Regions from separate parts of the Homo sapiens genome. Here region 1 is linked to region 2. A link is an interaction called in ENCODE POLR2A ChIA-PET data of the cell type or tissue named here. Cell type or tissue: A673. All regions are shown on one strand. Each heading gives the region's core, and the rest is flanking DNA. Links, peaks and the distances in the headings are about the cores only.

Region 1 (2,908 bases), core at 179-2,678, 380 kb before region 2:
GCGCGCACCTGTAGTCCCAGCTACTCATGAGGCTGAAGAGGAAGAATCGCTTGAGCCTGGGAGGCAGAGGTTGCAGTGAGCTGAGATCGCACCACTGCACCCCAGCCTGGGTGATGGAATGAGACTCCGTCTCAAAAAAAACAAAAAAACAACAAAAAAAAGGGACTACAGAGTAACACTAACATTTTCAAATACCATGTTAAGAGTAAATCACATTTATACTCACTATATGAATGTGATGGAAGAGTAGTGAGATAATACTGATGCGGACATGACATGCAAGAACTTATATTTTGAAAGAACTCGTTTGATTTTTTCTGTATTAACACTTTTTTTTCTGATTATAGAGTACAAGTGCATTGTAGGAAACTTAGAAAATACAGAAACACATAAATTAAAATGCAACATTTTTGTGTGTACTTCCAGTTATCTTCTTATAATAAATTCCTTAAAATGGAATTATGGGGTAAAGGAGTATAAAAAATTTAAGGTTTGGTTACATCCTGTCCAACTGTTCCTCAGGCTGGACGAGATGGCTCACACAGGTAATCCCAGCACTTTGGGAAACAGAGGTGGGCAGATCACTTGTGGTCAGGAGTTTGAGACCAGTCTGGCCAACATGGTGAAACCCCATCTCTACTAAAAATACAAAAATTAGCCAGGTATGGTGGGTGCACCTGGAGTCCCAGGTACTTGGGAGGCTGAGGCATGAGAATCACTTGAAACACAGGAGGCAGAGATTGCAATGAGCTGAGATCATGCCACCGCACTCCAGCCTGGGTGACAGAGCGAGACTCCATCTCAAAAAAAAAAAAAAAAAAAAAATTCCCTTGAACAGAGAGGGACTTCTGTATTGCTACTTTATTTATTTGTAAATGCCTAAAGAAAACTGTATAGGCAATCTTGCTTCTATAGCTCCCTGCTAAAAGTGTAATAAACTCATAGTTGCTGTCTTCTGATTTAAATAATCAAGTTAGCCAGGTGCAGTGGCCAGGAGTTCAAGGCCGTAGTGCACTGTGATGGCACCTGTGAATAGCCACTACATTCCAGCCTGGGCAGCAAAGCAAGACTCTGTTTCTAAAATTAAGTACAATAAAAAATAAAAATAAAAAACCAAGTGTTTTCATTGGGTGGGAACTAAGGTTGTTTCTTTTTCTCCCATTAACTCAACCACTTTAACTCTGAAGCACACTGCTGATGAAGAGATGTGCCACAGGAAATATAAAAGCATAGCCTACTAGAAATCTGGCCAGGTTATGAGTTGGAGAATAAGAGAAGCACCTACAGCAAAACTGCCTAAAGTAATAGGTAATATTTAAAGCAGGGATCGGCAAACATTTTCTGTAAAGGGCCTATAGGCTGTGGTATAATATGAAATATGTTTGGTCTTTGTCCTTGGTTCCTGACACACTGCTCCCAAATCCCTTGTAATTTCCTGAGTGATAAGAGTGGTAGGAACATCTTTTGTATAATCCAATTTTAGCCAGCATGATAAGGAAGGAAGTCTTCTCTGCTTTAACCTACACAACAAAAGTAACTTTGAAATGACCAATTGTTTTTTGTTCTGTTTCTGCTTTCTTCAGCACTTTTCTGCCTATAAAGCCAACCTCCTCTGCTCAGCTCATCACAACATTCCATTTTATAGAATGAAGTGTTGCCCAATTCTAGAATCTCAAATAAAAGCCAATTAAGATCTTAAAACTCCATGTGTTATAACTGTATCTTTTGACAATGCTAATGAGGTGACTTAGAGTGGGGCCCTAGAGGGGTGGAGGCTCAGGATGGAGCCTACAGCTAACCTGTCCAGATAAAAGAAGTGAAAAGTAGGTCTTCCTTCTCACCAAAACACTGGACAGTGCCTACTTAGAGTGCCTTGGACAGAGTTTGGGAGAGCGGTGTCCATATGGGGCAGAAGGCCTTGCTTTCGAACCTCTCCATCAGTTCCCAACAAAGCGCACGCTATCTAGCTGCTAGAAATCAGGATCCCAGATCTTAGAGAAGCACTCACCACTGGGGGTGAGCTTAGCCAGACTGGTCAAGGATACACAACCTGGCATGTCACTTTTGGAAGGCTGCTAACCCTTCCATCTAACCTGTTAAGGCACAATCCTAGTGCCAGTTGTGATGGCTTTTTTTTTTTTTTTTTTTGAGACGGAGTCTTGCTCTGTTGCCAGGCTGGAGTGCAGTGGCGTGATCTTGGCTCACTGCAACCTCCGCCTCCCGGCTTCAAGCAATTCTCCTGCCTCAGCCTCCCAAGTAGCTGGGACTACAGGCAAGCGCCACCATGCCCAGCTAATTTTTGTACTTTTAGTAGAGACAGGGTTTCACCATGTTGGCCAGAATCGTCTCGATCTCTTGACCTCGTGATCTGCTCACCTCGGCCTCCCGAAGTGATGGCTAATATTTAGTGTCAACTTGATTGGATTGAAGTACACAAAGTATTGTTCCTGGGTGTGTCTGTGAGGGTGTTGCCAAAGGAGATTAACATCTGAGTCAGTGGACTGGGAAAGGCAAACCCACCCTCAATCTTGTTGGGCACTATCTAATCAACTGCCAGCGTGGCTAGTATAAGGCAGGCAGAAGAAGGTGGAAGGGGCTGACTTGCTGAGTCTTCCGACTTTCATCTTTCTCCTGCGCTGGATGCTTTCTGCCGTCGAACATCAGACTCCAAGTTCTTTGGCTTTTGGACTCTTGGACTTACACTAGCGGTTGGCCAGAGGCTCTCAGGCCTGCAGCCACAGACTGAAGGCTGCACTGTCGGCTTCCCTACTTTTGAGGTTTTGAGACTCGGACTGATCCACTACTGGCTTCCTTGTTCTTCAACTTGCAGACAGCCTATCATGGGGCTTTACCTTGTGATCGTGTGAGTCAGTTCTCCTCAATAAACTCACTTTCACACATACGTATA
Region 2 (2,908 bases), core at 218-2,717:
TGCCAGGACTGTTGAATGTGGTGCTGGAAGTGGGAGGTGTAGGGAAGCAGTGTGTGGCGCAGAGGGCAGGCATCCCGGGTGCTGGAGCAGCCCTGTCTAGCCTCCTTTCAATGTAGGTGCTGCCTTTTGAATTGCCTGAAGCCCACACTTTTTTTTTTTGGAGACAGAGTCTCCTTCTGTCACCCAGGCTGGAGTGCGATCTTGGCTTGCTGCAACCTCCGCCTCCCAAGTTCAAGCAGTTCTTGTCCCTCAGCCTCCCAAGTAGCTGCGATTACAGGTGTGTGCCATCACACCCAGCAAATTTTTTTTGTACTTTTAGTAGAGATGGGGGTTTTGCCATGTTGGCCAGGCTGTTCTCAAACTCCTGGCCTCAAGTGATCTTCCCGCCTCGGCCTCCCAAAGTGCTGGGATTACAGACATGAGCCACCATGCCTGGCCTCTGAAGGTCATACTCTTAAAAGCTTAGACGAAGAGTCTTAGAACATCTACGGTAATAATAAGAATAACCATTAATGTTTATTATGCCCCGCACTGTTCTGTGTGTATTTCATATGTAATCTAATTTAATCTTTACCACTACTTTTATTTTCCGTTCTGTTCTTTCTTATTGACCTTACCCTTATTTTACACGTGAATAAACTACTGTGCAAAGAGGCTAAGTTACATGGCAAGAAAGTGGTGGGGTTGGGACCTGGAGACCTGGCCTGCTGGCTTCTGTTTGAGGAAACAGCTTGACAGAGAAAAAACCTTGATAGGAAACTTGAGAGATCAGGAAACGTGTCAAAGGGCACACAGCTGGTAACTGCTGGAGCTGGGATTTGAACCCAAGACTAGCTCCAGAGCCTGGGATCAGCCTCCCCTGCAGGACTCTCCTTCATTAGACAGGGTGTCTAGGTCTTAGTGCCATTTTAAGCTTGAATAGCATCAGAAGTATAAATGCTTCAAACTTACCAAACCCCCTTGAAAGTTTAATTATTAAATTTCTTTTGCACGTCTTTAGTTATGTGATTTTTGAATAATCAATTTTTCATTTTCATTTTTGGTTTGAGTCAGCATTTTCCATCTTTGGGAGGATGGAGACCAAAACTTAAAGTGAAACATTTATTATTCGAAAATCACAAAACCATGCACACAACATTAAATAATTAAACTTTAAAATGGTGTTTTTGTAAGTTTATAGGACTTGTACTTCTGAAGTTATTCAGGCTTAAAACTACTAAGATGTTGGGGTCCTGCTGTATATTCATGACTGGATGTCGCCAATGCAGGTGACTGAGGCTGAGAGGCCGGCTGGCAGGAGCCATTCTCTGGGAGGTGCCCTGTACAGGGGGTCTAGGGAAAAGAGGGGCGAACATGAGCAAGAGGCATTTAACTCCTTTCTTGCCAGCAGTTTCACCCAGTGCTGAATTCTGCTGCCTCCTTGGGGACCGGCAAGGCTAAAAATGGTTCTTGGCTAAAAATAGCCAGTCCTGCCACCCCGGTGGTGGGCAGTGCCTCCCCTGGCTCCCTCCTTCCCTTTCAGCAATTTGCTGACTTGTCCCCCACCCCCCACCACTGTCTCCCTGCTGCCATGGTAACGAGGAGGCCAGTCACAAATAGCTGGGACTGGCTTCCTGCCGGGGCGGCCCCAGAGGCTGTCCCTTGCAGACACATGCCCCTTTCACGGCTCCCTCTCAGGGTTGGCCAGAAGGAATTTTTTTTTCCGCTCCCCCTCCTGGTCCCTCCCATTTCCTGGCTCCTCCTGTCTGAGTCCCAGCCCCGGCTTGTGCCTGGGAGTCCAGTCATCAGGCCAGGATTCCAGAGAGCGTGTGTGGCTGCAGCCTGCACCGTTGCTGCCCGCTGCCCAGGACGCGGGGTGGGGGACAGGAGCCAGAGTGGTGCCTCCTACAGACCAATCTGCGGCCCCAAGGTGGGGGGCCCTACAGAGATGCTCCGAGGCATGTACCTCACTCGCAACGGGAACCTGCAGAGGCGACACACGATGAAGGAGTAGGTGCCCTCGACCCAGCTCTCCCGACTCTGGATTTGCAGGGGCGAGTGGGCCAGGCTGAGCAACCCTCTTTTCTGCTTCTGTCCCCAGAGCCAAGGACATGAAGAACAAGCTGGGGATCTTCAGACGGCGGAATGAGTCCCCTGGAGCCCCTCCCGCGGGCAAGGCAGACAAAATGATGAAGTCATTCAAGTAGGTCCTCCCTGGCACCCTGGGACCCTTTGGGGAACTCACTGGCTCCCCGGGGAGTAGGACTGAGTGGTAGGGTTGAGGGGAAGGGGCTTGCCGGCTTGATCCAGCTCTGGGGGAGACAGGCTTTCACAGAGGGAGCTGGGTACCTGGCAAGCAGCTACCCTCACAGGGAGCAGCTGCCCTAGGGGGAAGGCTAGGTGGGGTGGAGATGGGGGCTGGAAGGGACCCTGGCCCCGGGAAAGAGGGTGGGCCTCCTTCCTGGGCGCCCCAGCTGGGCTCAGCTGCAGACTGGGCCCAGGGCAGTAAACAAAGGCCGCCTGGCCCAGCTTCCCCCAAGGTTCCCAAGCCTCTCAGTGCCCTCACTGTGTTTCCTCCCTCACCCCTCAGGCCCACCTCAGAGGAAGCCCTCAAGTGGGGCGAGTCCTTGGAGAAGCTGCTGGTTCACAAATGTAAGTTGGGCCTGCCTGCCCACTCCCTGTGCCCTCTCTCCCTCTCCCCTTCGCCCCCATCCAGACCCTGTGTAGCTGGTGCTAGAGAGGCCGCCTTCCCTCTCCTCGGCCGTCAGGGTGTCCTTGCTGTTGCGGAGGGGCTGAGCCCAAGCTGAGGCCCTTGGTCTGGCCTTGGAGCCAGCTTCTGCCAGCCCCTCCCCGTCCATGTGAGCTGGCACTGCCTGCCGGAGGCCCGTGGGACCTGTGTGCTCAGATCCATATTCCCAGAATAAGAATA

The links. ChIA-PET counts read pairs that join two places held together with the same protein. Peaks named below come from ENCODE experiments on the same cell type or tissue, not always from the same donor. Only the 100,000 strongest peaks of a DNase experiment are listed, where the experiment ranks them.
Region 1: POLR2A ChIA-PET joins it to region 2 with 12 read pairs; 1 of 35 experiments calls an interaction of 5 or more read pairs at or near these places.

What each region holds. Positions count from the first base shown.
Region 1 is chr9:113,208,204-113,211,111 of GRCh38, forward strand. The region is part of intron 2 of FKBP15 (FKBP prolyl isomerase family member 15); the gene reads right to left. Among named protein-coding and RNA genes, the nearest start is that of FKBP15, 12 kb to the right of the region's middle. In A673, for the core only: no CTCF peak of the experiment used is centred there; a DNase peak (open chromatin) is centred at 1,588; H3K27ac peaks cover 919 bases.
Region 2 is chr9:113,592,350-113,595,257 of GRCh38, forward strand. RGS3 (regulator of G protein signaling 3) reads left to right here. Exons shown (of 23, transcript NM_001394167.1): 20 at 2,081-2,182; 21 at 2,570-2,631. Among named protein-coding and RNA genes, the nearest start is that of RGS3, 130 kb to the left of the region's middle. In A673, for the core only: no CTCF peak of the experiment used is centred there; a DNase peak (open chromatin) is centred at 1,672; H3K4me3 peaks cover 1,566 bases; H3K27ac peaks cover 1,419 bases.